Linked DNA regions of Homo sapiens: region 1 is linked to region 2. The links are chromatin loops, found by intact Hi-C in ENCODE. Cell type or tissue: GM12878. All regions are shown on one strand. Links, peaks and the distances in the headings refer to the core of each region. The heading gives the core; the rest is flanking DNA. Region 1 has its middle 150 kb from the start of OSTN. Region 2 overlaps P3H2 (prolyl 3-hydroxylase 2).

Region 1 (16,804 bases), core at 8,998-11,497, 1.1 Mb before region 2:
ACTGTGGATGTATAAATTTATTTCTGTGTTCTCTATTCTGTTCCATATTTCTGTCTGTTTTTATGCCACTACAACATCGTTTTGGTTACTATAGCTTTGTGGTGTAATCTGAAGTCAGGTAATGTGATTCTTCCAATTTTGTTCTTTCTGCTAAGAATAGCTTTGGCTATTTTGGGTCTTTTGAGCTTTCATATAATTTTTAGGATTTTTTTTTCTATTTCTGTGAAGAATGTCATGGGTATTTTGATAGGGATTGCATTGAATCTGTAGATTGCTTTAGGAAGTATGAACATGCTAACAATATTGATTCTTCCAATCCATGAACATTGAATATCTGTCCATTTGTTGATGTCCTCTTCAATTTCTTTCATTAATAGTTTTCATTACAGTAATCTTTTACTTCTTTAGTTAATTTCTAGTTATCTTAGTTTGTTTCTATCTAATGTAAATGGGATTACATTCTTGATGTATTTTTCAGATAGTTCATCTTTACATAGAAATGCTACAGATTTTTGTATGCTGATTTTGCATCCTAAAATTTTACTGAACTTGTTTATTATTAATTCTAATAGATTTTTTTGGTGGAGTCTTTAGGTTTTCCCAAATACAAGATTATATCTTCTGCAAACAAGGATAATTTTACTTCTTCCTTTTCAATTTGGATGACGCTTTATTACTTTCTCTTGTCTAATTGCTGTAGCTAGGACTTCCAGTACTATGTTGAATAACAGTGAAAGTGGGCATTTTTATGTTCCAAAGAGGAAAGGTTTTCAGTTTTTCCCCATTCAGTATGATATTAGCTGTGGGTCCTTTGTATACAGCTTTTATTATGTTGATGTATGTTCCTTTTATACCTAGTTTTTGAAGGTTTTTACCAAGAAGAAATATCAAATTTTATCAAATGTTTTTCAGCATTAATTGAAACAATCATATGCTCTTCGTCCTTTATTCTGTTGATATGATGTATCATGTTGATTGATTTGTACATGATGAAACACCTTTGCATCCCAGGGATAAATTTCACTTGGTCATCATTAGTAATCTTTTTAATATGCTGTTGAATTTGGTTTGCTGGTATTTTGTTGAGAGTTTTTTTTGCATCAATGTTAATCAGGGATATTGAGTTGTAGTTTTCTCTTTTTGATGTGTCTTTGTCTGGTTTTGGTGTCATGATAATGCTGGCCTCACACAAGGAATTTGGAAGTAGTGCCTCCTCCTCTGTTTTTTTGGAATAGTTTGAGTAGGATTGTAATTAGTTCTTCTTTAGATGTTTGATAAAATTCAGCAGTGGAGGTGTTGGGTCCTGGGCTTTGCTGGGAGATTTTTTGTTACAGCTTTGATTTTATTACTTATTATTGGTCTGTTCAGATTTTGGATTTTTTCCTGGTTCAATCTTGGTAGGCTGTATGTGTCTAGGAATTTATCCATTTCTTCTAACTTTTCCAATTTATTGGCATATAGTTGGTCATAGTAGTCACTAATGATCCTTTGAATTTCTGTGGTATCAGTTGTAATGTCTTCTTTTTCATCTCTGATTTTATTTACTTAAGGCTTCCATCCTTATTTATTGGTTATTCTGGCTAAAGTTTTGTCAATTTTGTTCATTATTTCAAAACTTCAACACTTTGCTTCATTCATCTTTCATATTGCTTTCATTTCAATTTTGTTTATTTCTGCTCTGATTGTTATTTCTTTTCTTCTGCCAATTTTGTGTTTGGTTTGCTACTGCTTTTCTAGTTCTTTAAGATGCATTACTTGTTGTTTAATGAAGTTTTTCTGCTTTTTGATGTAGGTGCTTAAAGACATCAACTCTTAGTACTGCTTTTGCTGTATCCAGCTTTTGGTATGTGGTGTTTCCATTATTATTTGTTTCAAGAAAATTTTCAATTTCCTTTTTAATTGACACACTGATTATTCAGAAACATATTGTTTAATTTCCATGTGTTTGTATAGTTTCCAAGATTCCTTGTGCTATTGAATTCTGTTTTTACTCCACTGTGGTCAGAGAAGATACTTCATATAATCTGAATTTTTTGGATTTTAAAAGCCTTATTTTGTGGCCTAACGTAAGTTCTGTCCTTGAAAATGATTGATGTGCTGAGGAGAAGAATCTATATTCTGTAGCCATTGGATGAAACGTTCCATAAATATCTATTAGGTCCATTTGTTATATAGTGCAGATTAAAACTGGTATTTGTTGATTTTTCTGTTTGGAAGATATATCCAATATTGAAAGTGGAGTGTTGAAGTATCCAGCTATTATTGCATTGGAATCTATGTCCCTATCTATAATATTTGTTTTATGCATTTGGATGATCCAGTGTTGGGTGCATATATATTTATAACTGTTATGTCCTCATGCTGAATTGACCCCCTTTATCATTATATAAGAAAGTTTTGTCTCTTACGATTTTTGTCTTGAGATCTATTTGGTCTGATATAAGTATGGTAACTCCTGCTTTTTTTTTGGTTTTCATTGGCATGGAATGTCTTTTTCCACCCCTTTATTATCAGTCTGCATGTGTCTTTACAGGTGAAGTGTGCTTCCTGTAGGCAACAGATCACTGTGCCTTGTTTTTTACCCATCCAGCTACACTATTTATTTTAATTGGAATGTTTTATTTGTTTACATTCAGTATTACTATTGATAAGTAGGGACTGACTTCTGCCATTTTGTTACTTGTTTTCTGTTTCTTTTCTGGTCTTCTCTTTCTTCCTTCCTCTCTTCCTTTTAGGATGGTAATTTTCTTTGGTGGTATAATTTAATGTATTGCTTTTTATGTTTTGTGTATCCACGGTAAGTTTTTCAATTTAATGTTCCCATGAGTCTTGGAAGTACTATCTTATTATCCATTATTTAAAATTGATGACAACTTAGCACAAATACCATAAACAAACTAAGAAGAAAAAACTACTAAAAACTCTAGCTTTTACTTTGTCCTCCTGCTTTTACACTTTTTATTGTTTATATTTCTACTTTATTGTATTGCCTGTGTTTTGAATAGCTGTTGTGGTTATTATTTTTAATCGGTTCTTTTTGTCTTTCTATTAAAGGTATATGTAGTTTACACACTAGAATTATAGTGTTATGATATCTCTGTTTGTCTGTATACTTAGTATTACCCATGAGTGTTGCATCTTTAGATGATTTGTTATTGCTCATTAACTTTCTTTTCTTTCAGATTGAAGAACTCTCTTCATCATTTCTTGTAGGACAGTTCTGCTGTTCTTGAAATCATTTAGCTTTTGTTTGTCTGGGAAAGTCTTTATTTCAGCTTCATGTTTGAAGGATATTTTTGCTAGATATACTATCCTAGGGTAAAAGGTTTTTTTTTTTAAAAAAATAGCACTTTAAATATGTCATGCCACTTTCTCCTCTCTCCAGGCCTGTAAGCATTCCACTGAAGTCTTCTGCCAGATGTATTGGAACTCCTTTGTATTTCTTTTCTTGCTGCCTTTAGGGTCCTTTTTAAAAATCGTTGATTATTGGGGGTTTGATTATTAACTATCTTGAGGTAATCTTCTTTGGGTTAAATATGCGTGGTGTTCTAGAACCTTCTTTTACTTGAATATTGATAACTTTCTCTAGGTTGGGAAGTGTTCTGTTACTTTGAATAAATGTTCTACCCCTATCTCTCTTTCTGCCTTCTCTTTAAGGCCATTGATTCTTAGATTTGCCCCTTTGAAGATATTTTCTAGATCTTGTAGGTATGCTTTATTCTTTCTTTTTCCTTTTTATTTTGTCTCCTCTGCGTATTTTCGAATAGCCTGTCTTCAAGCTCATTCATTCTTTCTTCTGCTTGATGAATTCTGCTGGCAAGAGAATCTGAGAAGTAAATCCAAAATGATAGTTGAAGTTTACAGACTTTTCTGTAACTAATGAACATGACATAGAAACAGAAAATTTTAATATTGTGAGACATTGAACAACTTTACCAACTTGACCAAAATCTCCTTTATAGGTCACTCTGTCCCACAATAAAGAATACCAAGCTTTTCATGTGCACATGGAACATTCACCACGACCTATTTTTGGCCATAAAACAAACTTCAATAAACTTAAGAGTCTTTAAGTCATACAAAAATATATTCTCTGGCCATAATGAAATGAAAGTAGAAATCTCTTTGGAAGATATCTGACATGTTCTTAAATATTTGGAAGTCAAACAATACCTTTATATATAACTCATGAATCAAGGAAGAAATCACAGATATCATTTAATATGATACTAAATGGGATTAGAATAAAAACACAACATAAAAATTTGTAAAACAAAGCAGTAAGTAGAGGAAGACTTACAGCATTAAAATACTTGTGTTAGTAAAGAAAAAGTTCCAAAATAAATGGCACAAGCTTCCACCACAAGAAACTAGAAAGATTAAAATTATGTATGAAGTAAGCAAAATAAAGAATATAATAATCATCAAAGAAGAAATCAATTAACTGGAAAACAAAAATACTAATATAATGTATGAAAACAAGAGCTGATACAAATAGCAATAAAATCAATACACTTTTAGCCAACAAGAAATGAAGAGAAGAAAACACAGATATCAGGAATAAAGGATTTAATATCACTGGCAATACTATGGACATTAGAAAGAAAATAAAGGAATTTTATAAACAAATTTGTGACAATGAATTCAAAGATTGAGATTAAATGAACAAATTTTGTGAAAGACACAAACTACCAAGACTCACTCAACAAAAATACAAAACATGAATATCTTATCTCTACTAAAAATTGAATTTTTATCTAGAAACATTTTGAGCTTACAGTTAAAAAATCAAAATAAAATTCATAGTTAAAAACTTTCTGAGGCTTTTTACTTCAGTTCGAAATGACTTCAGTTTGTTTCAAATACTTAAGGAGCAATATCAGTCAGCCCAAACTTCCAGAGAATAGCACAAAAAAAAAGCTTCAGTGAACTTTTAACAGGCCAAGATAAATCTAATACTGAAAAGAGAAAGACATTAAAGGAAACCTAGAGACCACTATTCCAGATGCATATAGATGAAGGAATCCTTAAGAAAATTTTAGCAAATCAAATTCGACAATTTATGAAAAGGATTATGATCAAGTTGAACTCATTTTAGGAATTAAGAAGGATTTTTAACTTAAAAAAATCAATGTAGATTGTCATTTATACTGACTAAAGAAAGCAAAAACACAATCATCTCAAGAGACACATAACAATATTGGACTAAGTTTAATGTCAGTTCAAGACTGAGAAGAGAGGAGGTTTCTTCAATCTCATGAAGAATATCCATGACAAACCTACTTTTAACATCATACTTAACAGCAATAGAAAGATTGATTTTCCCATAAGATCAGGAACAAGCGAAGGATGCCTGCTCATCACTTGTATTTAACATTACAGTGGAGGTAGATACAGTGCAGTATGAAAAGTAAAAGAACTAAAAAACATTCAGAGAGCAAAGTTAAATTTGAACCATCTTTTACCAAAGACAACCTTGTTGCCTAAGAGGCATAGCCTAAGAAGGCTACAAAATAGCTACCAGAACTAATAAGTGAATTTAGCTGGTGGCAGGGTATAGACGGATACACAAAAATCCATTGTGCTAGAAAGAAATAATTGGAAACTGCAATGAAAAATGCACAGTAGCACCAAGAAATACGAATATTTATGATTAATTTGAGAAATTATGTTAAAGGTCTGTACACTTAAAGCTAAAAAACATTGCCGAGAGAATTTAAAGACAAAATAAATGTAGATATATAAAAAGTTCATGGATCAGAACACTTGACACAGTTATGATATCAGTTCTTCCTGGTTGATCTATATATTCAACAGAATTCCTATCAAAATCTCAGATTTTTTTGTAGAATAGGCAGAAAGAGTTTGAACAAGAACAGAATACAAAATGCAAAAAATTAGCGGGCGCCTGTAGTCCCAGCTACTCGGGAGGCTGAGGCAGGAGAATGGCGTGAACCGGCAGGCGGAGCTTGCAGTGAGCCGAGATCACGACGCTGCACTCCAGCCTGGGCGACAGAGCGAGACTCTGTCTCAAAAAAAAAAAAAGCGAATTTTAAAAGCATTATGCTAAGTGAAAGACCCCAGATACAAAATATTACATATTATATGATTCCATTTATATGAAATTCCAGAACACTAAAAACTCTAGTGACTGAAAGCATGTATCAGTGGCTGCCAGAAGCCAGATGATTGGTTGAAAAAATTACAAAGAATCTTTTGAAGGGATAGATGCTATACAATTATTTTGTTGATGGTTACAAGAGTGCAAACATTTATGAAAACTTATTGAGTTGAACATTTAAAATTGTTGAATTTTATTGTAAGTAAAAATTATACCCCAATAAACTAATTTAAAATTATAAAAATCAATCCCAGAAAAAATAAAAATCTGTGAGCCTGTTTTAGATCTTCACTTTCAGTAAAAGTCTTCTAGGATTCTGAGAAGTGGAAAATATAGTCACAGTGAGTATTTTTCAATGTAACTTGCCATTGGTGTTGTAGACTGCTGTTTGTAAAGCAAAGGTGAAGTGTGTGACTTGAGAAAATCTCTCTATATTATAGAGAGTATAGATGGTGATGCCTTCTGCGGGTATCTTTTTAATTTACTTCCATGATCTAAATGTGCTACCTAATTATATTATCTAGTTGAATTTCCTTAGGAGTAGGTGAAATATTTATCTATGCAAAATATATTGCACTATGTAGTATCTGAAATATTTAGGCAAAATTAAAATTTGAAAATAAAGGTGCATTTAATTATTTAAGGTGGTGGGAATCAGCATTATTTATTAATATTTAGCTGGGTTTCTTCATTTATATATTTTAAGGATATGATATAGATATTACCTATAAAGGAGAAATATAAAGAATAAATTATACAAATTATAAAAATTGAAAAAGTTTTCCCAGAAGAGGTAACAGTGTTTCTTTATGGAAAGCACATAGTTTTGAAATGGGAATATATGGTTTCAGGAGAGAAGATTTCAAATTTTCCTTCTCATCTGAATGATACTGAATATGCACATGAATATTACTGAATTTTACCCATTTTTCTCGGTCATCATGAAAATAAGATGAAATAATGTTTCTGGAAATGCTTTGTGAGCTATAAAATAATATGCTGAAACTTAATAAATTGCCAATATTTGAATTGTTGTTTCTAATATTGTGATTTCACAAAGTTCAACTTGATATTTATTGATTTATTTATTGTAGAGACAGAGCCTCACTATTGCCCAGGCTAGTCTCAAACTCCTGGCCTCAAGCGATCCTCTCACCTTGGCCTCCCAAAGTGTTGGGATTACAGGCATGAACCACCATATTTGGTCCTCAAATTGATATTTAGATATTCGTTTTTTATTACTGAAGTTGACCCACCCAGCACAGGAAAAGCTGGGAAACAGCAACAAGTATACTTCAGATTTTAAAAAGAGCAAAATCAAAGGCTTAAAGTTGGAGGAGAAGAATATGGAGATGTGATTAGGGAAGCTACTGAGAAGGAATGTAGGAGAAATGCTGTAGTCATTCTGAGAAAAGCCTTGAGAGCCAGGCTGAAGAGTTTTATCCTAACTGAAAGGCAACGGCATTTTTGAGGAGTTGTGTAACATGATCAAGGGTTTTATGCAAAAGTTTACCCTGGCATTGTAGAAAAGAGAGTTTATAGAAAGCTGGATGTAAACCACTTGGAAGGTGCTGCTTTCATCCTTCACAACATACTGGGAATTATTCCTGATGTTGCCACCTGTATATATGCATGGAGTCAGGAAAGGTCCAACATTTGGAAAAATCAGGAGAAAAAAAAATCACGGAACTCTGTCTTTATTTTTATACCATAAGACTTACCCTCCATAGTAGAGATGATTTCACCCACACCCTCCTCCTCCAACTGCCCTCCCATATTTAAGCCCTATTGCAGCCTAAATAGCAAGACATTTCATAGTACGCTGTTTCCATGAGGCAGTTTCGTAAACATTTGTTAAGCAACTGCATTTCTGTTTGTTCAGCATCTTCTTAATGAGTTTGTGAAGGACTTAGTAACCTTTGAAAATCAATTCAGAGTCTTGTTTTATATCTTTTTTTTTTTTAATGGATGCAGTTGTTACATTGGACACACTGTAAGCAAGACAAAGAGTCATCTAAAGAAATCACAACTCGGGGCAATCAAGTCAGCATAACTCTGCGTCCCATATCTGACTGCATCTAAATTTAGAAGTTTTCGTTTTGAAGACAGAATTTTGTTTTTAGCTATTTTCATGTTCTTACCCAGGAAACATCCATGAATCCTTTCGTGAGTATTCAATGTAACCCCATGGTGATATTTGAAATATTTGTATGACAGTTGAAAAGTGCCTCTCTTGAGTAGGCAATGTATATTGACAGTGAGAATACATTGTGGGAAACATAACAAAAAATAATTCCAATCTTTTGTTTCAGATTTTCACAATTTAAGTGCCAGAGCAATCCTATTTATTTATTTATTTATTTAGAGATGGAGTCTCGCGTTGTCGCCCAGGCTGGTGTGCAGTGGTGCAATCTCAGCTCACTGCAACCTCCGCCACCTGAATTCAACCGAATTCTCCTGCCTCAGCCTCCCGAGTAGCTGGGATTAAAGGCGCCCGCCACTACGCCTGGCTAATTTTTGTGTTTTTAGTAGAGACGGGGTTTCACCATGTTAGTCAGGCTGGTCTCAAACTCCTGACCTCAGGTGATTTGCCCACCTCGGCCTCCCAAAGTGCTGGGATTACAGGCCTGAGTCAACTGTCACTATGAACTGTACATATAAAGAAACTGAGTTTACTCAGTTTCAATTGAACAACAAAAAAAGACATGCCCAAAGTCATACAACTAGTAAATTATAGAGTCAGAATTAGAAACCTGGCAGTCTTATTTCAGCGCCTACAGGCTCAATTTCCATAGTGTTCTACCTTGCATTGAACAGAGTTCTAACTTCCGTCATAAGTCTTACTACTCTGTGCACTGAACAATGGTTAAATGTGTCTAGATCTCTCTTTCCAACAAAAAAAAGGTAATGGTATGTAAAGAGCTTAGAATAGTGCCTGACAAAAACGTTTAATAAATGATAGCTAAAATTAATATAATTATTAAAATAGAGAAAGACGAATTTCTGTCTGACATTACCTAGAAGAGCCTGAACAAAGGGACTTAAAATATGAGGAGAATTTTGATGGGTAAAATTTAGGAGGAAGAATAGCAAAGGTTGGATTCAAATACATGCAGGTAGAAGGGAGGAGACTGGGCTTGCAGGAGCTATGGCTGAATCAAAGGCGGAGTGTTGGGAGAATATAGTGAGAAACAAATAGAAGAGAATTCGTGTGTTCCATTTGCAGTGGAAAATCCATTGACAGGCTTCTCAGGAGGGAAAGGACCTGAATATTTGCACTTTACAAAAATACCTTCGGAAGCAGAGTGGAGGGTGAGTTTGAGAGAGGGAATAGTAGGAAAACAAGTAGAGAGATCTATAGCTAGTTGTCCATGATAAAAGACTGACATGTGTAGTGTGCTTATTATATGCCAACCACTATTCTGTGCTCATTTAGCACCTTAACTAATTTACTTTTTATAATAAAATTGTAAGATAAATAGGTACTTGTGCAGGTTTCCACTTCACTCTCAAAACTGTCCTGGTTTGCACAATACATTTTATGATCACCCATTCACGTGGCACTTTTTTCCTGAGTAAAGGTAGCAGGAAGCAGTAAGGTGAAACGGCTATAGTGCAGCAACTACAGTACTCAGTTGATGTGTTGGGAAGGTTTGGAAGACAGGAGCCTTGAATATAAGCTCTAGTTCTCTTCTGGAATTGATTCTTTTATCAATTATTCCTGATCATGGGAAGCAAAGATTGTTATAGGTAGAAGGGATATAGAGAGTATCTATTCCAATAGGTATATATAATATACTTTACCTGTATGTGAACACATACAGAGCGTAAGTAATATTTCAGGAGGTTATAACACCCCCACCCCAACCTTGCAGACAAACTTTGGAATGTGCTTTTTTTTTTCTGTGAGAAATAATACATCATTGTTTTATCATATTATCAGGGTTAGGGGCCATTTATCTAGGACAACCTATAATAAACAGAGTCCCAGAGAGGAAAAGTAAGTATTTTTACAGTTACTTACAGAGCCATAACTAAAGCCTATTTTATCTTGCTTTATTGTATCTAATAAAAACAACTTAAAAGATGTGTTTTTATGATTATTTTAATGTTAGGTATAGTCTGCTACTCAGCCATGGGAAAGATAAACAGTGATCATGAGATCCAAGGAGCCGGGGATTGTATTAGTTTCGTTGACAGTGTTCTCAGTGCAGAGAACATAGCCTGACACGTAATAGGCTAGGTTAACATTTGCTGGATGAATAAATAAAATGACACTAATTTGATTAATTTTATTGTTGTAGTGTTAGGTTTCTGTAAATAAAATATATTTTTCAACCACATGGTGGAGCCATTTAACAGTTACTCGAAAAGTAGAGCTGAAGAGAAGGCCATAAAAGCCACTGCATCTTTCTTCTGAGAAAGTGATTTAAATCCAGAGGATGAAATAAAATATTTAGATAATTTATCTGGCTTATCTCTTACTTAGAAACCTATACGGAAAGTAAATTGGATACAGGACTCGAACTGTGGATAAAAGGTGGAAATGCAGCACATATGCAGCTTTTTCCTATACTGGTGTTGTGTGGGGATTGTCCTAATCCAAAGGACATTTGCTTGGTGGCTGTTAGGCACCACACTAAAGCATGCTTTTGGTCACTCAGCACCTTTGGGAATAACAAAAGCACACAGGACAGCTGAACCAAGATAGAGATGCTACCTGATGTCTAAAAGTGCTGATATGTGTGCTGCAAATGTCTCTGACGGAGAAAAAATAACAACTTGTGCTTCTCCAGATGAAGGTAAATAAAGAACTGGGGATTAAGAGAGGTAGGACATAGCGTTTTGTAAGTGAGATTTGGTTATAAAGCTAGGGGGAGGATGGTTAATGAAGTCTACTAACAGTGGATGATTCATTTAGTTTAGCTTTCCCATTCAATAACGGGGGAAAGGGAACTAGTGAAATTCACCCTCTCTACTCCACACCATTTCAGAGTTGGCATTCCGGTTGTCGTCTAATGCCTCTAGATTCTCTGCACTCATTCTATTCCTATTTTCAATACACACATACCCTTCCTCTTATATACACACATGCATATACGAACTCATAAATACTCAAGGCTCCAGCTGTGGCCACCAGCCTCATCCTCTGCATCGTGCCCTAGGTGACAGGATGATATGTGACCAACTATTAAAACACCACTTTCTATGCACATCTTTATGTAACTGAATTTAAGCTATTTTCTTTTCCTCACAGTTAAGTAACCTGACAGACTATCTTTCTGAAACTTCCCTAGACAGATAGATCTTGAACTGGGATAGATAGTGGGACGATTTTTCTCCTATAAAATATCCTTGTCACACTAAGGAAAAGAAACATAAAGACAGCCCTAGGACAGAGAATAGAGCGTAGCTGTCATAGACTCAATTTTGAAGATTTTCTTTGAAGATTTTCTCAAAAGCCTGTTCTAAGCCCCTTGTCATACTTTAAAAAAAAACTCTTTTAATTTTTTCATTTCCCAAACTCTCACAATTTTAATGCAAACTTCTTTTCATTCCAAACACTAAGATAAACATGCCAAAATCCTGCTACATCAATCTAGTAATAATGGTTCAAAATCCAGTTTTTTTTACCCAACCATGTATAAATGCCATTTTCTCAATGCTTCACAAGTATTATGTGAGAATATCCATCTTGTCAGTGAAACCCCATTGACATTTTCAGGGGTTTGCCAACTCAACAAATTTCATTTTAAGGAGAATTTGAGGCTGATGGGGAAGTTTTTGTGAATATGTGTTCATGTGCCTGTGAAAGTTGGCATGATTTAAATAAATTTATCTTCCTCTTTAAATGTTTTACAAAAGAATATGAATGGGTCATCTGGAGCTGAGACCTGCAACTTTTTTTTTCTTTTTATTTTATTTTTTTGAGACAGAGTCTCTGTTGCCCAGACTGAAGTGCAACGGCATGATCTCAGCTCACTGCAACCTCTGCCTCCCGGGTTCAAGCGATTCTCCTGCCTCAGCCTCCCAAGTAGCTGGGATTACAGTCTCCCGTCACAACACCCTGCTAATTTTTGTATTTTTAGTAAAGACAGAATTTCACCATGCTAGCCAGGCTGGTCTCAAAATCGACCTCAGGTGACCCACCTGCCTTGGCCTCCCAAAGTGTTGGGATTACAGGTGTCAGCCACCACTCCTGGTCCAACTTTTTTTTTTTTTTTTTTTTTTTTTAATGAACAGCAGGTAAAAAGCCAAAGTACAGGCCAGCTAGCTTACCAAAGAGAACTGTGGAAAGAGAAAGCTAAGAAGAGCCTTTGTGGGGTCAGGACAAATACCAAAGATTAGTCTCAAAAACTACCTCTATCTAGATTTAATTGGACCAGGATTAATTGCATCCTTTTTAGGCCTGGTGCTCTGTTGAAAACAATAGAGCAATCAGCCAGCAATTAGAGAAGCCTAACAGATGAGTGTAATATCAAAGAAGACAGTTTAACAAAAAGATTAGAGAAAGTCAAAGGGAATCCTGCTAAAACTACTGTCATCTCGAGTGAGACTTCGTCTCAAAAAAAAAAAAAAAAAACCTACTGTCATCTCTGGGTGACTGTGCATATGCCTAAGGCTGTACCCCCCCGGGAGGGGCAATATTAGAAGGTATACACTGATGGAGAAATAGACTTTCCTAAAATAATCCAGCCAATTCACCAATTAACAAACAATAGCAAAGCAACTCCAGAAGAGAGTGAGGAGAATCAGCATCCAGAATTAGCACAGTATAGTACTTAAAATATCATACTTTCAACAAAGAATTATGAGACATAGAAATAAACAGGACAATAAACTTTTCCTTAAAAGTAAGGAAAGCTAAGATGATAATATCTCATCAAATAGTGAATCTAATAAAGAGACAGGAATTATAAAACAATCTATTGGAAATTTCAAAATTGAAAAGTTTAATAACAAAAGTGAAATATTTACTAGAGTAGATTTAAACTGGAAGAAGAAAAAATCAGTGAAGTATTAAGTGGATTGATATGGATTATGTTATCTGAAGAACAGTGAGAATAAATGATAAAAACAAAGAGATTCAGAGAAATGTAGAGCACCATAATCACACTCACATAAGCACAATGAGTGTATCGGAAGGAGAGCAGAGGAAGGAGGCAACAGAAAATAATATTAGAAAATTATTAGCTGAATAATATTAGAAAATATTAGCTGAAAATTTCCAAATCTGATGAGAAACATTAATCTACACAGTAAAGAAAGTCAGCAAATACCAAGAAGGATAAATGCACTTACACACACATCATAATAGAAGTTCTAAACACCACAGACTAAGAGGGAATTTTTAAAGCAGCAAGAGAAAAATGACTCACTACATACAAGGAAACCCTAACAGAAGAATTAGCTGGCTTTTCATTAGAAACAGTGGAAGCTAGAAAGCAGTGAGGTAACATTCGAAAAGTACTGAAACAAAAACATCTACCAAGAATCTTATATCTAGGAAAACCATGTTTCAAAAATAGAGGTGAATAAAGACATTCCCAGAAAAACAAAAATTGACAGAATTCTTTGATTAAAGAACCAACTAGAAAAACTAAAAGAAGTTCTTCAGGCTGAAAGCAGATGACTCCACACATTAATTCCAAGTCACATCAAAAAATAGAGTAATAGTATAGATTATCATGTATTGGCAAAAATATCATAAATATTTAAATAGCGTATTTCTTCTCCTTTATTTCTTAAATGATTTCAAAAAACAATTGTATAAAATGAGGAGCATATAATGCAATGTTGAACCTATAACATATACAAAAATATAATACATTTGGCAAAAACAACACAAAGGAGGTATTTGGGGGCAAAGTAGTATTGGAACAAGAAAATGACACCAGACGGCAAATGAAATTCAAAGGAATAATAAAGGCGAATATAGCAGACACTATAAATATATATTTACTTCTTCTCATCAGCTTCTCTAATAGACATAAAACTATATAAATTAGCAATTATAGTGATGTGTTATTGAGCTTGTTACAAATGTAGATGCATCATGCATAACGATAACACAAAATGAAATGGTATAAAAAAGTGGATGCCAACAAATTACATGAGATGGACAAATTTCTAAAAAGACACAAATTGTTAAAACCGGCTCAAAAAGAACAAAATTCTGAACAGGTATATAATAAATAAAGCTATTAAATTAGTAATATTAAACAGCCCATAAGAAAAGCATAGACCCAGAAGCCTCTCCCATTGTATTATCATAGCACGCTCTTTAAAAGTCAATTGACCATAATGTTAGGGTTTGTTTCTGGATTCCCAATTGTACTCCATTGATCTATATGTCTGATTTTAGTGATGTGACATGATATTGTGTTACTGGAATAAGGATAGACATATAGATCAATGGAGTAGAATTGATTATTCAGAAACAAATTCTTATGTTTATAGTCAACTGACTTTTTTTAAAAAAAATTAATTTTATTTTAAGGTCTGGGATATATGTGCAGGATGGGCAGGTTTGTTACTTAGGTAAATGTGTGCCATGGTGGTTTGCTTTACCTTTCAACCCACTCCCTAGGTATTAAGCCCTGCATGCATTGGCTGTGTATCCTGATGCTCTCCCTCACCCTGCCTCCCGACAGGCCCCAGTGTGTGTTGTTCCCCTCCCTGTGTCCGTGTATTCTCATTCATTGTTCAGCTCACACTTATGAGTGAGAAATGTGGTGTTTGATTTTCCGTTCCTGTGTTAGTTTGCTGAGGATAATGGCTTCCAGCTCCATCCATGTCCCTGCAAAGGACATGATCTCATTCCTTTTTATGGCTGCATAGTATTCCATAATGTTTATGTGCCACATTTTCTTTATCCAGTCTATCACTGATGGGTATTTGGGTTGATTTCATGTCTTTGCTATTGTCAACTGACTTTTGACAAGAATAGTAAGACAATTCAATGAGGAAAGAGTACTCTTTTCAACAAATGAAGCTGTAACAATTAAATAGCTGCGTGCAAAAGAATTAATTTAGACCCCTGGCTTATACCATAAAATTAACCCAAAATGAACCAAAGATCTAAATTTCAAAGCTAATACTATAAAACCCTTAGAAGAAAATGCAGGCATAAATATGTTTGACCTTGAATTATGCAATGGTTTATTATACATGATAACGAGAGCACAAAGAACAACACAAAAATACATTGGGCATCTTCAATATATAAGAAATTTTGTGCCCCAAAAGATCATCAAATAGTGAAAAGACAACATGCCAAATGGGAGAAAACATTTCCACATCATAAATGTTTATAATGAACTTATACCTAAAATATATCGTTAAAAAACTCTTATAATTTAATAATAAAATTGAAATAACTAAAATTGGGTAAAGGATGAATAGACATTTCTCCAAAGGAGATATACAAATGGTTACTATGTAAATTAAAAGATGCTCAACATCACTAATGATCAGGAAAATGCAAATCAAAACCACAATGGCAAACCCACATCACACCAACTATGATGCCCACCATGAAAAAGACACATAGAAACAAGGTGCGGATGTGGAGAAATTGGAATCATCTTACACTGCTTGGGGGAATATAAAAAGTTTGAGCCTCTTTAGAAAGCAGTCATCCAATTCTTTAAAAGATTAAATATGGATAGATTAAATATGGATAGATAGCTGCTATCTAGGTCTTGGCTGGCTAGGCTATATATTATACAAGCATACCACAGACATATTGTGAATTCAATTTCAGACCACTGCAATAAAGTGAATAACAATAAAATGGGAGTCACACAACTTTTTTTGTTTCTTGCATAGAAAAGTTATGTTTAACTGTACTGCAGTCTATTAAGTGTGCAACAGCATTATGTCTACATACCGTAATTTAAAAATACTTTATTGCTGAAAATGCTAATAATCATCTGAGCCGTAAGCTAGTTGTAATCTTTTTCTAATGGAGAGCCTTGCCTGCACGTTGATAGGTGCTGATTGATAAGAAGGGTGGGTGCTGAAGATCGGGGTGGCTGTGGCAATTTTTTAAAATAAGACAACGATGAAGTTTGCTGCATCAATGAATGCTTCCTCTCAGGAAATATTTCTTTATAGAATGCAATACTGTCTTACAGCATTTTACCCAGGGTGGAACTTCTTTCAAAACTGGAGTCAGTCCTTTCAAATTCTGCTGCTGCTTAGATGCTAAACTTATGTCATATTCTAAATCACTTGTTGTCATTTCAACAATATTCATAGTAGGAGTAGATTCCATCTCAAGAAATCACTTTCTTCCAACAATATTCACCAGGAGTAGATTCCATCTGAAGAAATTACTTTCTTTGCTCATCCAATAGAAGCAACTCCTCATTCATTCAAGTTTTCTCATGAGATTTCAGCAATTCAGTCACATATTCAAGCTCCACTCCTCTTTCTAATTGTCTTGTTATTTCCATCATATGTGCAGTTACTTTTTCACTAAACTTTCAAACCTCACAAAGTCATCCATGAACATTGGAATCAACTTCTTCCAAACACTTGTTAATGTTTGTATTTTGACCTCCTCTGATGAATCATGAATATTCTTAAGAGAATCTAGAATAATGAATCCTTTCTAGAAGAGTTTTAGTTTATTTTTCCCATATCCATCAGATAAATAACTATCTATGGCAGCTATAG
Region 2 (16,804 bases), core at 9,584-12,083:
TACTTATAATGGAGCTTAAGACTGGTAGACATTTTCCTAAATATTTCATTTTTGCTAACTTTCAAAATCATATTTTGAAAATAAGCTAATTATGTTTAAAATAATACATCTTCAATGTAGAAAAAGAGAAAAACTTGGCAAAGTATAAACCAACTTAATTCACTAAATCTCTCATCTGTCTTTCATTTCTATTTGAGTTTTTATTAGCAGATGCTTTTCAGTGAATCTACAAGTATCTTATCTTTCTTCTTGAAGGAACATTTCTTTTTATACTTCTAAATTGGAATGGAATATACAGTTCACTTTTCCAAATATTCGAGGGAATGCCTGTCTCAATTTGACTACAAACTTTAATCAGCTACATAGATTAGAACAGCCTTTTCCAAATTGCGTTCTATGCTAAGACGTTTAGGGGGGATTTTTAAAAGACTACTTGGCTGGGCGTGGTGGCTCATGCCTCGAATCCAAGCACTTTGGGAGGCTGAGGAGGGAGGATGGCTTGAGTCCAGGAGTTGAAGACCAGCCTGGGCAAGACCCTGAAAATAAAAAAATAACAAGACCCTGACAAAAAAAAAAATAAACTAGGCATGGTGGTGCGTGCCTATAGTCCCAGCTACTTGGGAGTCTGAGGTGGGAGGATTGCTTGAGGATAGGAGGTCAAGGCTGCAGTGAGCCATGATGGTGGTGCCACTGCACTCCAGCCTGAGTGACAGTGAGACCCTGTCAAATAAATTTTTTAAAGACTACTTTTTTTATTGCTGTGAAAACATAATGAAAATATAGCAGCTTATGAAAATATCCATTTATTATCTCATAGTTTCTGTGGGGTAAGAGTCTGCAGAGAACATAACTGTGTCTTTGGCTTCAGGATCTCTCACCGGTTTCAGTCAAGTTGTTGACCAGGGCTGAGAATTCAGTTCCCAAAAAGTTGTTGGACTATGGCCTTTTAGTTCCTAGTTGGTTGTTGGCTGGAGGACGCCCTCTATTCCTTGCCATGTGATCCTCTCCAGTACAGCCGCTTGCTTCATTACAGCATGGCAGCGGAGAAGGCAAGAGACTGAGAAGGCAAGAGAGAAGTTGCAATTTCATGTAACATAGTCACAGAAATGACACCTTATCACCTTTGCCATATTCTACTGTTTAGAAGTAAGTTCCAGGTTCCACTCGCACTTGTGGGAAGCAAATTGCACAGCTGTATGAATGTTGGGAGGCAATGATCATTGCAGCCCATCGTAAAGTCTCTGCTGCAGGAAGGAAGTTGGGGGAGTCGGGGAGGGAGAGAATTGTATTCAATTAAGGCTAAAAACTGCTGCATATTATGTTACTACTTAGGACATTAATAAGGCCTGTTCACATATTAAAAGTTCTGAGACGTCCTCTTATCTTTTATTTAACCCAGTACTTTCCCAGAACTTTCAATGCAACACAATTTGAGAAATAGTGAATTGTAGAAAAGCATATTTTTCTATTCAACTAAAAGATGTGATACTGAAACGAGGCTTATGGATATATTCTTGGGATCCAAAAATTCCATATTTATAAATTTTAATCACAATTTTCAAAAATTAAGAGAAGCAATTAGGGGTTATCTAAGGGATCAACTTCTAGCCAGGTGGTGTCATGGGATTCCACAGTTCAATGGGCACAGTTATGGTCATATTAACGCCAACTAATAATACTTCAATGATTAAAGACTAGAAATAAATGAAATACGATGCACTTATAAATAATGTATTAGGCTTAGATGAAAGCTGATATGGTTTAGCTGTGTCCCCACCCACATCTCACCTTGAATTGTAATAATCCCCATATGTCAAGGGCAGGGCCAGGTGGAGATAGTTGAATCATGGGGGTGGTTTGTTCTCCTGGTAGTGAATAAGTCTCACAAGATCTGATGGTTTTATAAACGGGAGTTTCCCTGCACAAGCTCTCTTGCCTGCCACCATGTAAGACATGACTTTCTCCTTCTTTGCCTTCCACCATGATTGTGAGGCCTCCCCAGACGTGGAACTGTGAGTCCGTTAAATCTCTTTTTCTTTATAATTTCCCAGTCTCAGGTATGTGTTTATTAGCAGCAAGAAAATGGACTGATACAAAGGCCAAAATTAATCGTGGTACATTAAGATTGTGTAGTAGTTTAACTAGAGAAAAGTTGTGGTAGAATAGTAATTACACACCAACAGTACTATAAGGAATCCTGGCTCAAAAGAACCCAGACCAGATCAGTGAGTAGAATATTCATGTGGAAGGTAGCTTTTTATTTTCAGAAAAATAACGTTAACCATTCCATTTGTTGATTGGAATTTAGTTCATTTTATGGTCTTGCTTTTATTTAGTCTTGTAAATTGGTTTGGGTACTGTATGAAACTACTAAAATAAATAATGTGAACATAGTTTTATGATTGCATATATAGAAGTAAAATTAGAGTGAAAATAATTTGTCAGCACTGGAGCTCCTTAGGGAACTTCTGCTTTAACAGATAACCGAACATTACTCTAGATTGAGAAACACTGCCTCATGCTTTTAATATTCCATTAATCATGAGCTGTAGTGAGTCTTTTATCCTAGCTAGACTAATAAACATTTAGACAGTGCTCTTCCCTAGGCTGACTAATCTATTTTATAAAGTAGACATCAATTTCAATTGTCTCTTCTTCCTCTGTTGGAGTGTTTTAGGCCAACGTGTTGGTGACCTTTGCTAGACCTGGGGTGGCAGGGAGTTGTGCCTTCCCTATCCCTGCTGTCTTATCTTCGGCTGTTGCTATGGACAAGCACGCACCAGGCCCCTTGGGAGTGTTATAAATGGTTAGAAGCAGTGTTTTCTTTTCTGTTCCATTTTCTGGTTCAAAATGTTTGCACTATGCTACACCAGAAGATTTCCTCTCTATCAGAGGCTTTGTCCTTCAGTCCTACTCTATGAAAAAAAGTCTTTGTCAGGTCTGGATTTTGTAATTTCACAACCTAAAATGTGACCCCAAAGCATCACCCTCTGAAGAGCCTATCTGGAGTTAATTTTATAAACTTGTGGTCTCTCTCTGGGAAGAGAGTAGGTGCCTAAGGGAAACCCTCCTGTGTGGAAATAGAAACGTGATGATTTTGCCTGGAGAACAGAGAAAAACACTCCAAAAGCAAGACAACCTAGGGTCAGTTGTGTGGTAGGAAGAAGACTGAGGCAGAGTCAAGTGACTTGGGTGTGACTACCTGAATCACCTAGTGAAGGTGTTACTCTAGACACCAGTGAAACTGAGGTGTGCATGTCATACCTGGGGACCCAAACATGCAATCTGTGGTGTTGCGACAGAGGTATGAATGAGGGGCTGTGAACAAGGGTGGACTTTCTCAGAAGAGAGTCCTATGAGATGCCCAGTCGACTTTTTGGGATCAGCATTAGAAACAAATGCAAAAGTAGTTCTATCTCTCCCAAAATAATGTACGCATGTAACATTATTATGACATTATGAGGAAACCCGATAGACATCTTTCTCCTGAATCTATATTGTGTTTATCAAGCTTCCTAATTTGCAATTTGTCTTTGCATTTCTAAATATTCATGAAGAAATGGACTCACTCGAATTGCACATTGAAAGCTGTTTGGTATTCTGTGCTTCCTTTCGGGGGACAGAGGTAACAGGGAAGACAATGTGCTCTGTTCCTGTAGGTGGTCCTCTACTCTATGAGAACATCACATTCGTCTACAACTCGGAGCAGCTGAACGGGACTCAGCGGGTTCTCCTGGATAACGTCCTGTCGGAAGAACAGTGCCGGGAGCTCCACAGCGTGGCCAGTGTGAGGATCCGGAGAAGGAGGGGAGCTCACTGCGCTGGCCTGCCAAGAAGCTGGAACTGCTTTGGTCCTGGTCTCATCTGGAGCCAGACAACAAGCCCTGAAATATTGCTTTCTTGAGGAGAAAGACATAAATTATTTTTGAGGAACTTTTATAGCCTTTGGGTTGGGATTATTTTAGTTTTCCCGGGTGGGATCTGGAATAGCTACTGGCATATTTCCTAGCCCAACAGCCATCTAGCAAGGTCCCTGCCTATCATATAAAGTTGCTGGAGAAATCCTTTTATTTTAATTAATTATTAGGCAATATATCAATAATTTACATTCTTTTTATTTCCATAAAAAGTGACAGTATTTGATAATAAAAATGTAGAATGAAGATTAAATAAAGATATCTCTTTTAATTAAAAGAATAGTTATACCAGCATCCTGGAATAAAATGGGGATGGTTCTTAGCATTGACTAGAGTTCTCAGCTTTCTGGCAGCCAAAGCAGAAAAAGACCTGATGAATTCATAGTTATCATTGATGACGTATCTTCTTGTATTTGCTTCCAGGGAATCATGCTTGTTGGTGATGGATACAGAGGAAAAACTTCACCCCATACACCCAATGAAAAGTTTGAAGGTGCAACTGTCCTGAAAGCACTCAAAGTAAAGTCTTAACTTCTTTTGGGTTTGAGTTCCTTAGTGTCAGCCTAAGGCTTCTGTAAATGGCAGATATAAGAAAGAAAAAAGTGGCCAGGCACAGTGGCTCACGCCTGTAATCCCAGCACTTTGGGAGGCTGAGGCAGGCAGATCACGAGGTCAGGAGATCGAGACCACCCTGGCTAACATGGTGAAACCCCGTCTCTACTAAAAATACAAAAAAATTAGCCAGGCATGGTAGTGGGTGCCTGTAGTCCCAGCTACTCGGGAGGCTGAGGCAGGAGAATGGCGTGAACCTGGGAGGCAGAGGTTGCGGTGAGCCGAGATCGCGCCACTGCACTCCAGCCTGGCCTGGGCGAGAGCGAGACTCCGTCTTAAAAAAAAAAAAAAAAAAAAAAAAAAAGAAAGAAAGAAAGAAAGAAAAAAGTTTTGAATATATACCTATCAGGACAGCTGAAAGAAGCAAGAGTGAAATGAAACCTTCATTGTAGTTAATCATTCCTCCGTTCAGCCATCAACTTATCAAACTTTACATTTCCTGACAAAAAATACATACAATCCCTCTTTGTAAAATCATGATCTAATAGTGAAAACATATTCAAACAAGTAATTATTCTCTACTGCAGGAAGGGTTGTTAGAGAGGATGGTAGAACATATTATAATAGAAGAGAAGAGGAACCAAGTAGCTTTTAGCTTTCCATCTGTTATTGGGAAGAGTTTATTCCAATGGCACAATGTCCTAACCGAAATCCACAAATATGTAGTAGCCTTCCCCATTAGTCAATACAGACATGACAATCCTATATTGGCTCAATGCAAGCTAGTGCCTGTTTTTCTTACGACCTCCAATGAACCCATTTGTTTCTCATGTTTTGTTTTTTTTTTTCAGTCTGGTTATGAAGGTCGAGTCCCACTGAAGAGCGCTCGTCTGTTTTATGACATCAGCGAAAAGGCTCGAAGGATTGTAGAATCTTATTTTATGCTGAACTCAACTCTGTATTTTTCCTATACACACATGGTCTGCCGAACAGCCCTGTCTGGTGAGATTGCAGTCTGAAATGGTTCCCTTTTACCCACAATACATTGGGAAATGAAACAAGGCAAAACAAAGCTCAACAGCATGGTAGATTAATATTTTAGACGAATTCTAGATTTCCAAAACAAAAGTAGCTTATGAACTCTTATTCTGCTTCTTTCTTTTTCTTCCTTTTGTTCTTCTGAAGTTCCAGAAAACCCTCGTTCTGAACATTTTCCCTTCCAAATCAATTTTCCCCAATTGCTGAAGTCTTGGGAAAAAAAAATGCTTTTCTGCTGTAGGTTTCCCATTTTGAGGAATCAGGAACATGGAAATCATAGTCACCATGATGTCTACCAGCATTAAGTGGAAGCATAGAAGATGAAGGGATGATTGAAAGAAATACTCTTAAAAAGACCGGGACCTTCTCGGTCCCTGCTCAGCATTATTTCTCCTCTATGTCTTATGCCCCTCTGAATGGGGCGGGGGGAATAATGATGTCATAGGAGTAGACTTTTACACTTGGGAAGTTTTAGCTGAATTAAATCTTGTTTTTTTAAAAAATTTTCATTTCCTTCCCATTGTTTTGCTGCCCTATGTGAAGTACAACCCATGAAACGCATGGAATTTGTTCATGTATGTTTATATCAGAAATAACTTTTATAGCTGAAGAGACAGGTGTGACATGCTCAAGGTTTCACATCCAGTTCATATCAGAACCAGACCAGAATCTCAACTACTTGTCCACTGTTCTTTTATCTGTTCTTTCCTGTTGTCTGCCTCTGCCCATTTGCAAAGATCATCAGGACTGGGAGAAGAGAGATTGTCAGTTACTTTGGTGGAAGTTGCTGCACTTCATTTCTCGTTCTTCCCTATTCCCTTTTCTGGCAGGTCAGCAGGATAGAAGAAATGACCTCAGTCATCCCATCCATGCTGACAACTGTTTGTTGGATCCAGAGGCCAACGAATGCTGGAAGGAGCCTCCTGCTTACACATTTCGAGACTATAGGTATAGCTAGAACCTGCTTCAAAACAAAGCTTTTACCTAACAGTTTTCAAGCAGTGAAAACTGGAAAGGTGCTCTGTTTTGCTTGACGTCGTGTTCATATCTCCAAGGCAGAAATTCTCAAATAATCTTCTGAAGTAGCTGCCATAACCAATAAGTGGCATTATCATCTCACTTTTATCTTAAAAATTGTGCACAGTTTGCATCCCATTTCACAAAATGTCCATTTTGTTTTAATATGAAAAGTAAATTTTATGTTCTTTTAAAAAAATTCCTGTTCTCCCTGGAACATATTCCTTGTGGTATATGTATTTCAGTCAGAATACAAGGGCATGGAGTCTTGGCCTACATAAGGACTTTATCACATCAATTATCTTTATTCATACCCAAGAAGAACTATGTCTGCATTTTATAAATAAGACACTAGAAACTCAGGAGAAAAGAATGTCCTTACCTATTGAGAGAGATTTCAGTGTGTAAGGAATCAGGAGTTATAGTCACCATGTGTTCATCCTTACTACACTGTACTCGATTCCAAAACATTTATTAAGCACCCGCTATCTGCAAGGCGTGGCTAGGCCACAAGGAACTCTTCAGCAAGTTAAAGAGAAAAACAACAACAAGAACAAAGCAAACAAACAAACAAAAATCCTTTAGAGTTATATAAGGGAAAAAGAGAGTTGTAATTAGGGTGGGCACGTTCAAAGGGCTAGATTAAATTAAAACTAGTTAGGTTTTCTGTGGAGGAAGTGAAATGTGAGACAAGCTTTGACATATGATTACAATTTTAGTAAAGGTGGAATAAGTAAACTCTTCAGAGGTATAACTCAAACTCTATCTGATCTTCTCTTTAAGAGTTTGGAGGACCAATTATATCAATGTCTAGTTCAAAGGAAACTTACTAATGGAGGCTGGACAGTACATCACCAGTCTTCAGTATTCTATGACCATGCTCTCATAAGCATATAATAATACAAATAGTTTTCTCTTCATTCTTATAGTGCTCTCCTATATATGAATGATGACTTTGAAGGAGGAGAATTCATATTCACAGAGATGGATGCTAAGACTGTGACTGTAAGTAAACCTATTCTTGAATACTTATTTAGTATGTTTTAGCTCAGTATTGCCATTTTTCTAAGTACTTACAGATGGTTAGATTTCAAATACTTCTGAGCTCAAGATTTCAAGAGGTTAAGAGAGTTTCAGTAAATGTATAGATCATAAACTGTTAGAAGTATCCATAAAAATCTAGTACGTTGTAAAGATGAGTAAATTAAAGAATTGAGATATTAATCATTTTATCATGATCATATAGCTAGTTAGTGTTAGACTTGGAACCAAAACCTAGGTCTTCTAATTCTTTGTCAAGTAATCTGATGGAAACGTAAGAACGTCAGTTCCTAAGTCACCCAAGTCTAGAATAAGTCAAATGATTCTACAAGGTGTCTTTCAAGTAACCTGGTGTTCTACGTACTTGGACTGAGCATTGGCCTTCAAATATATAGTTACCAAAATTATCATATATGTGTGTATGTATGTGTATGTGTATATATACCTATAGGTATGTGTGTATATATATTATATATATAAAAAATATATATATAATATATATACACACATATAAATATGCCCACTGCAGCTTCCTTTCCCATGCAGACATGGCCTCATATATATATATATATATATATATATATATATTTGCATATATATATGCATAGAGAGATATATGATTGTGACTGTATGTAATAAACTCATACCTGAAAATTGATACACACACACACACACACACACAAATATGTAAACAAAGAGTAAATCAAAAGTTCAATTCAACGACCATCTTCCTAAGTAAACCCGTGCCTTTGGAAAGAAGCCTACTTAAAGACCATATAGTTAGCATCCTTTGGTCTTCAAGCCAAAGAGCATACACAATGGTAGAAAAATATATTTTCGACTGCTGCCGCTCTTTGGCCCACTTCATTCCCTTAGTCCCGAGTGCTCGCCCACTGCAGCTTCCTTTCCTGTGCGGACATGGCCTCAAGCACCACCACCACTGCCATGAAGATTGGAATAATTGGTGGAACAGGCCTGGATGATCCAGAAATTTTAGAAGGAAGAACTGAAAAATATGTGGATACTCCATTTGGCAAGCCATTTGATGTCTTAATTTTGGGGAAGATAAAAAATGTTGATTGTGTCCTCCTTGCAAGGCATGGGAGGCAGCACACCATCCTGGCTTCCAAGGTCAACTACCAGGCGACCATCTGGGCTTTGAAGGAAGAGGGCTGTACACATGTCATAGGGACCACAGCTTGTGGCTCCTTGAGGGAGGAGATTCAACCTGGCGATATTGTCATTATTGATCAGTTCATTGACAGGACCAGTATGAGACCTCAGTCCCTCTATGATGGAAGTCATTGTTGTGCTAGAGGAGTGTGCCATATTCCAATGGGGGCCAAGCCCCCAAACGAGAGACGTTCTTATAGAGACTGCTAAGAAGCTAGGACTCTGGTGACATTCAAAGGGGACAATGGTCACAACTGAGGGACCTCGTTTTATCTCTTGAGCAGAAAGCTTCATGTTCTGCACCTGGGGGGTGGATGTTATCAACATGACCACAGTTCCAGAGGTGGTTCTCACTAAAGAGGCTGGAATTTGTTATGCGAGTATTGCCATGGTGACAGATTATGACTGCTGGAAGGAGCACGAGGAAGCAGTTTTGGTGGACCGGGACTTACAGACCCCGAAAGAAAATGCTAGTAAAGCCAAAAGTTTACTGCTCACTGCCATACCTCAGATAGGATCCATGGAATGGTCAAAAACCCTCCATGGCCTGAAGAATATAGCCCAGTTTTCTGTTTTAAAATTTTTGCAATTTATCCTTTTGACAAAGGGCTAATATCTAGAATCTACAGAGAACTTTAACAAATTTACAAGAAAAACAAACAAACAACCCCATCAAAAAGTGGGAGAAGGATATGAACAGACACTTCTCAAAAGAAGACATTTATGAGGCCAACAAACATATGAAAAAAAGCTCATCATCACTGGTCATTAGAGACATGCAAATCAAAACCACAATGAGATACCATCTCACGCCAGTTAGAATGGCGATCATTAAAAAGTCAGGAAACAACAGATGCTGGAGAGGATGTGGAGAAATAGGAATGCTTTTATACTGTTGGTGGGAGTGTAAATTAGTTCAACCATTGTGGAAGACAGTGTGGCAATTCCTCAAGGATCTAGAACCAGAAATACCATTTGACCCAGCAATCCCATTACTAGGTATATACCCAAAGGATTATAAATCATTCTACTATAAAGACATATGCACATGTATGTTTATTGCGGCACTGTTCACAATAGCAAAGACTTGGTACCAACCCAAATGCTCATCAATGATAGACTGGATAAAGAAAATGTAGCAGATATATACCATGGAAGACTATGCAGCCATAAAAAAGGATGAGTTCATGTCCTTTTCAGGGACATGGATGAAGCTGGAAACCATCATTCTCAACAAACAAACACAGGAACAGAAAACCAAACACCACATGTTCTCACTCATAAGTGGGAGCTGAACAATGAGAACACATGGACACGGAGGGTAACATCACACACCAGGGCCTGTCAGGGGGATAACATTAGGAGAAATACTTAATGTAGATAATGGTTTGATGGGGTGCAGCAAACCACCATGGCACATGTACACCTATGTAACAAACCTGCACATTCTGCACATGTACACTAGAACTTAAAAGTATAATAATAATAAAAAAATTTCCAATTGAGAAAGTAAGCAGATTATAGATGACCAGGTATCTCTCACCACCATACAAAATCTAAGTAGTTGGGACATGTATGTGATAAACTTCAAAGTTTTGGCATTATAGAAGCTATTTCTAAACTTTTCTTGAATTTTATGCTTGTCCCTCATAGCTTACATGCTTTTCTCATTAGTGAAACATATCTGTCATTTATGACACACATATGTTATTCATCACACAGTACTGTGATATAAGCAGGTAATATCAAAAAGTATGTATTACTGGGTTAAAAGGTGATTCCTATGAGGATTCTCGTTAAAATTGTCTAGAAACATTGTAATAACTAAGAAAAAATATTTCATGTGACTTCATACAATAATATATGTTAAAAAGTCATGATGCCTCACTTTTTGGGTAAAAAGCTTAAATGTTAATATGGGAGTACTTTAATACTCCGTAATCTGATAAATTAAATCAAGATTGACGATCTGTATTGGAGTTTAAAGTCCAGAAGGTTTTTTGCACTTCTGGGAAAGCTTGAGTGTAGGAAGCATTTTATTTCTGATCTCTGCTAACACTGAAACTGAGGTACAAAAATACTGGCATTTCGCAGTTTCAAAGAAAGTCAGACAGGTGGTTGAAAAGATTTCTTTGCTTCTCCTCCATCTAGTGGCCGTATTTGGAAATGCTTGATGCTTAAAGCAAGGGATGCCTGTTTCATTAATTTTTGAATGTCAAGTTAACTGGAATTCTACTTTTTAAAGATGTGAAAGCAGATAATATTCTCCTTTCAGAGTGCTACAATTTTAATTAAAATCTATAACTATTTTTAAAAACCCAGAATCTAACCTCCCCTAAAAAAACTAAAACTGATTTAAACAAATTTTTAATCCAAAAGCTCCTGTTTGAGAACATTTATTTCCTCAAATACTTCATATTAATGCATACAGTGGCATTTTAGGGAATAACGTAGATAACTAAAATTCTTACGTAAGGCAGTTCTTATCTTTCCCCACAGGAAGTTTATTCTAGTACCAGCAACAACAACAACAGCAACAGAAATGGGTATTTTTCTGTTTTAGTTTCCCTTTGACTGTGGAGGGACAAATGGAGCAGAGAAATGGCATAACTTGAGGCCACATAAGGAAGTAACGTCTTCTGAGTCCTTTACTTTGGAAAAATCTGGAAGTTGTGTAATTATCTGAAAGGTGGCTGAAATTTTACTTTTATTAAAGACAATTACAGCACAAACGCTTTTCTAAATCAATCATCAGTTAGACGGAAAGCAAAAGGATTATTTTAAATTATGCTTAGTATACTTGGAAGATATGTGGATTCTTTTCAATAGCGGCATTTGTTTGTGAGACTTGGGAATTCAAGGATGTTGGTTTCTCTGTGCAGGTTCAAAGAAGATAAAATTTAATGAGTTCCATTTGTTTCATGAAAAATTAAATTCAGTATAAACGGGGCTGTGTTACAAAAGTATGTTTATAATCATTTATCCAAACTTCATAACATATTTTTGCTGTAGAAACAATGTCACACATGGAAGCAGGTTCACTAAAGCTTGTTTATTCCTCCAAATACCTGACATGTAACAGATGATGTTCGCTGTGTGATGAGATGGGTCTTAGAGATCCTTGTGAATCCACGGCTATAATCAGTTCCAACCGCCTCATACAGTTCACAGCTTCTTTTCCTAAACTTTCCCAAAGTTATTCATGTTTAAAATTACTTTCAATTCCAGAAGAAAGAAAATACTAATTTGTCCCCACATCCTTTCTTTAGTCTTATAAGATGTTACCAAGACTTGGTAATCACATAGAAACATTGGCAAATGCGTGTTTGAGTGAGTCCTGACCAGCACCAGGGAGTGGGCAGCCCAGAAAACCTGAAATTCCAACATCCCAAGGCCATTTACTCAGAAGGCTTTTCTTTCTTTCTTTCTTTCTTTCTTTCTTTCTTTCTTTCTTTCTTTCTTTCTTTCTTTCTTTCTTTCTTTTTCTTTCTTTCTTTCTTTTTTCTTTCTTTCTTTCTTTCTTCCTTTCTTTCCTTCTTTCTCTTTCTTTCTTTCTTTCTTTTCTTTCTTTCTCTCTCTCTTTTTCTTTCTTTCTCTCCCTCTCTTCTTTCTTTTCTTTCTTTCTTTTTTTTTTTTTCTGTCACCCAGACTGGAGTGCAGTAGCACGATCTCAGCTCACTGCAACTTCCGTCTCCCAGGTTCAAGCGATTCTCCTGCCTCAGCCTCCTGAGTAGCTGGGATCACAGGCACCCACCAACACATCTGGCTAATTTTTGTATTTTTAGTAGAGACGGGGTTTCACCATGTTGGCCAGGCTGGTCTCAAACTCCTGACCTCAGGTGATCCACCTGCCTTGGCCTCCTAAAGTGCTGGGATTATAGGCGTGAGCCACCACGCCCGGCCTCAGAAGTCTTTTCTATCCTACTTCACAGGTTTTACCTTTCACTTATTTTGCTGCTTCTATGTGGAAATGTACAAATTCCTTCTCCAGAAAAACAGAATCACATTGATACTGAGGACACGACTAACTCGTGAACTCTCTAGATTTACATCAGAACAGTTGCCTTGGTAAAGCTGTTTAGGAAAAGCAATTCCAGCAAAGACAAATCACTCTTCAGTTATTGTGAGTAGAAGAGTAAAAAGAAACTGACTGCTTTTTTTCTGCTCTTCCCTTTAACACTCACACACAAGTCACATATACACACACATGCAGACTCACACAGACATAAACACACACACATGCCCACATAAACACATATGCACCCACCTGTCTCTCTGGCTTTCCGACTCCTCCACCTACCTCTTACCTTCCATATGTAGTCACGTAGTCCGGGAGTACCTATGTTATGTAGCAACCAAGGACTTTAGGAAATTTTTCAAATATTCTTCCTGAAGCTAGCAGTGAAAAACCAGCCAGCTCATTTTATGCAGAAGGAAACCAAAGATTTACGGGCATATGTCAACTCAAGTCAATTCAGAAAATGGCTAGTGAGAACCAGTCCATGTTCTCACCTAGTAAAATGGCTAGTGCCACTTTTTTTTGGTTTTACTTTACTTTTCTGAACTATACAGAGGAATGAATAAAGTTTCTGTATTTCCCAAGAAAGACAAAATGGATTCTACTCACATGAGACACTTCTTTAAACACAGAAGCAAGGCCTCTAATATTCAGTTGCTTAAGCTCATTCAATTTGAAGAGGCAGCTTGTTTGATCTTCTACCCTGGCTCAGTGAGCCCAGCAGTATTTCTTTTTCTCTCACTACACTCTTCTACCTAAACGCTGTGGACAGCTCCACCTGAGCAGTGCATAAGCTGCGAAGGACTGTGTCAGTCTTAAAACACTTAAGGGTGATGGCGAATAGGCCACTCCAAGGGGTGTCGTGTTCTCACCACTAGAGATGTTCAAACAATGCCTAAACGACCACTGGGAAACAATAGTGTAAAGGAAATGAAATATCATACAGAATTATGACTTTTAAAAATGTTTGTATTGTGAAAAGCACATAAACCATGAATGTACAATTTAAAAATTAGAAAGCGTATACGCTCATGTAACCACTACCTAGATCAATAACAACTTTTCCAGCACTGCAGATGTCCTGTTTGTTTGTTTGTTAATTACACAAGTATGGAATGGACACCTACCTTGTATCCGGATGCTTTGCTAGTGCAAAAGCTACAGAAATGAATTATGAGAGGAAAACTTTGCCTTCTTTGAATTTGCAGGCTATCATATATATAGCATGTATTGAATGATTACTATGTATGTGGACTTTGCTACACGTTTTACTTGAACATCTTTTTATTTTCTGAGGTATATATTATTTTGACCTTACCTTTGTTTTACGGGTGAGAAAATTGAGATAATTTACATCATCTTCAATCCCAGGATTCCTTTATTCTTCGCCTCAGGCCTTAACTCAAATAATCTCATAGCCAGAGAAGCAGGAGTTGTGGAAATGTTTATGATACAACAATTGAAAGTCTAATTTTTGCTTTCTTTCTCAGGCCTCTATAAAACCAAAATGTGGGCGCATGATCAGCTTCTCATCTGGAGGAGAGAACCCTCATGGGGTGAAGGCAGTCACCAAGGGAAAGAGGTGTGCTGTGGCTCTGTGGTTCACCTTGGACCCACTTTATAGAGAATTGGTGAGTTTCTCACCCGCCCAGAAAGCCAATTAGGCTTGCTTCATGAACTGCTTTATCTGAGAAGTCCTTTAAATTGCTTCGTCTGAGGAAAAGAAGAGGGTAAAGGCAGTTCTTAATCAGATATGTTCTAGTAAGTGAAGATGTTTGTAGAAATAGCTGTGTCAATGATATTTGATAGTCACTAATCTGTCTTGAGCTTATTAACAAATTGTAAGGCTGGGCGTGGTGGCTCACTCCTATAACCCCAGAACTTTGGGAGGCCGAGGTGGGCAGATCACTTGAGGTCGGGAGTTCGAGACCAGCCTGATCAACATGCTGAAACCCCATCTCTACTAAAAATACAAAATTAGCTGGATGTGGTGGCATGCGCCTGTAGTTCCAGTTACTCGGGAAGCTGAGGCAGGAGAATCGCTTGAACCTGGGAGGCGTAAATTGCAGTAAGCCGAGATCGCACCACTGCACTTCAGCCTGGGCAACAGGGCAAGACTCTGTCTCAAAACAAAAACAAAAACCAAAACAACTCTGTGGCATCAGGGAGGAATCACTTTTTATTGGTCACCCAGAAGACGGATTTGTTTTCTCGCAAATCATAAGAAATAGTATTGAATCATTTATGAAACGTATTTGAAAGAGGGCAAGGAAACCTAAAAGATTATTATTACTTATTACTGTTATTACATTAAGTATTTCAATATTATTATATGCAAACTAGCTGAGGACACTTAGCTAGGAGGAGACCATGATCTCATCGTTTTGGAAGCCCGTGGGCAGATGTCATAGTCTCCACCTGTGGAGCTGCAGCGGTATGAATTAAGACCAATGGGTAGAAGCCCTGGAGGGAAAATTTGGGCTCCACACAAGGAATAACTTTCAAATAGTCACCACAGTTTGGCAGAATTGTCTGCTTTGGAAGCACTGATTGGATGGCTCCAATCAAAGCCCAGGCAACTGCTTAGCATGGAACGCTGAAATGGAATCTAAAACATCGTAGCAGAGGCTTAACTGGATGACCTCCAAATCTTCTCCAGCCCTAAGTATTGATGAAGCTATGAAATTCTATTCTTAAAACTGGCATTCTATCCAGTTTTCCTTGTTAGGTTCCTAAGTTGAATCCAATTTCATCAGAAACTATTTAAAAATAATGCGTTTTTCTCATATACTTTTCACCATCAAATCTAACTTACAAAGTGTTTCCCCACATTCCCTAAGCCATTCTTTCACATATTTTACAAAAGACCTATTGTGACCTTTTATTGTACAGAAGAGCTATTATTATCTGCCTTGGAAACTCTGCTAGATAGGCCCTAGGGGTAGAAGGGTGAACAGAACAAGGTCCTGGACTATGAGGAGCTTGGACAGAACAGCTAGTAAATACGCTGTAAGAAGAGAACAGTATATGTTTTGTAGCAGGGAATCAAGGAAGACTTCTATAAGCTCAGACCTAGAAGCAAAGACGATAGCCAGGCATAGAAAAAATGGCCCTGGCTGGGCGTGGTGGCTCACGCCTATAATCCCTGCACTTTTGGAGGCCTAGGTGGGTGGATCACCTGAGGTCAGGAGTTGGAGACCAGCCTGGCCAACATGGTGAAACCCCATCTCTACTAAAAATACAAAAATTAGCCTGGCGTGGTGGCACGCACCTGTAATCCCAGCTGCTCGGGAGCCTGAGGCAGGGGAATCGCTTGAACCCAGGAGGTGGAGGCTGCAGTTGCAGTGAGCTGAGATCACTCCACCACACTGTAACCTGGGCGACAAGAGTGAGACTCTGTCTTAAAAAAAAAAAAAAAAAAAAAAAAGAAGAAGAAGAAAAAGAAAGAAAGGCCCTGACAAAAGGACCAGAGCACAGAGTCCTGAAAACCTCAAGGGAGCAGCAAACAATTGCCTTCCCCTATCATTACTTTATATCCTGGTATTTTCCATCTCCAAAATGTTAGCATTCCATCAAAGCATTTTTTTTTAAACTAAGGAACCTATGTCAATGGGTAGACAGTGAAGATAAAATTATTGAAATATTACCTCACTATTCTAGTATTCAATTCAGCAGACATTTAATCTATTTCATCATTCAGTATCCAAACTCCCTTTTCCAAGGTATTGTTCTCTCAAAATAAGCTAACACAAAGTAAGTTCTCTTTGCTCCTTTGTAATAGGAAACATCAACGCCAGCGTCCCTTCCTCTGATGGAAAAGTACTAGAAAACCTCTCCAGTCTTCAGGCCGTAGCGGCATCTAGTGGCCACAGTGGGAAATGACCAGAACTTTTTCCTCAGCTAAATTAGCCCAGGCTGTGAATCATTCTTTGCTACACGTGGAGATCATCTATTGATCGTTACAAACTACTAACATCTGTGTTTCAGGAGTTTTAAGAGCTCCCCAGGTGATTCTAACGTGCAGCAGCAGAGTTTGGGAGTTCCTGGC

What was found. Peaks named below come from ENCODE experiments on the same cell type or tissue, not always from the same donor. Only the 100,000 strongest peaks of a DNase experiment are listed, where the experiment ranks them.
Region 1: a loop joins it to region 2, with 12 times the contacts of the local background. A loop is called at or near these places in 9 of 110 quality-filtered maps.

The regions. Positions count from the first base shown.
Region 1 is chr3:191,044,813-191,061,616 of GRCh38, reverse strand. No RefSeq gene overlaps it. Among named protein-coding and RNA genes, the nearest start is that of OSTN, 150 kb to the left of the region's middle. In GM12878, for the core only: a CTCF peak has its summit at 10,489 (motif pointing right); no DNase peak of the experiment used is centred there.
Region 2 is chr3:189,961,541-189,978,344 of GRCh38, reverse strand. P3H2 (prolyl 3-hydroxylase 2) reads left to right here. Exons shown (of 15, transcript NM_018192.4): 9 at 3,660-3,787; 10 at 4,341-4,436; 11 at 5,321-5,471; 12 at 6,338-6,455; 13 at 7,454-7,529; 14 at 14,247-14,387. It also overlaps the pseudogene MTAPP2. Among named protein-coding and RNA genes, the nearest start is that of MIR944, 140 kb to the right of the region's middle. In GM12878, for the core only: a CTCF peak has its summit at 10,880 (motif pointing left); DNase peaks (open chromatin) are centred at 10,864 and 11,302.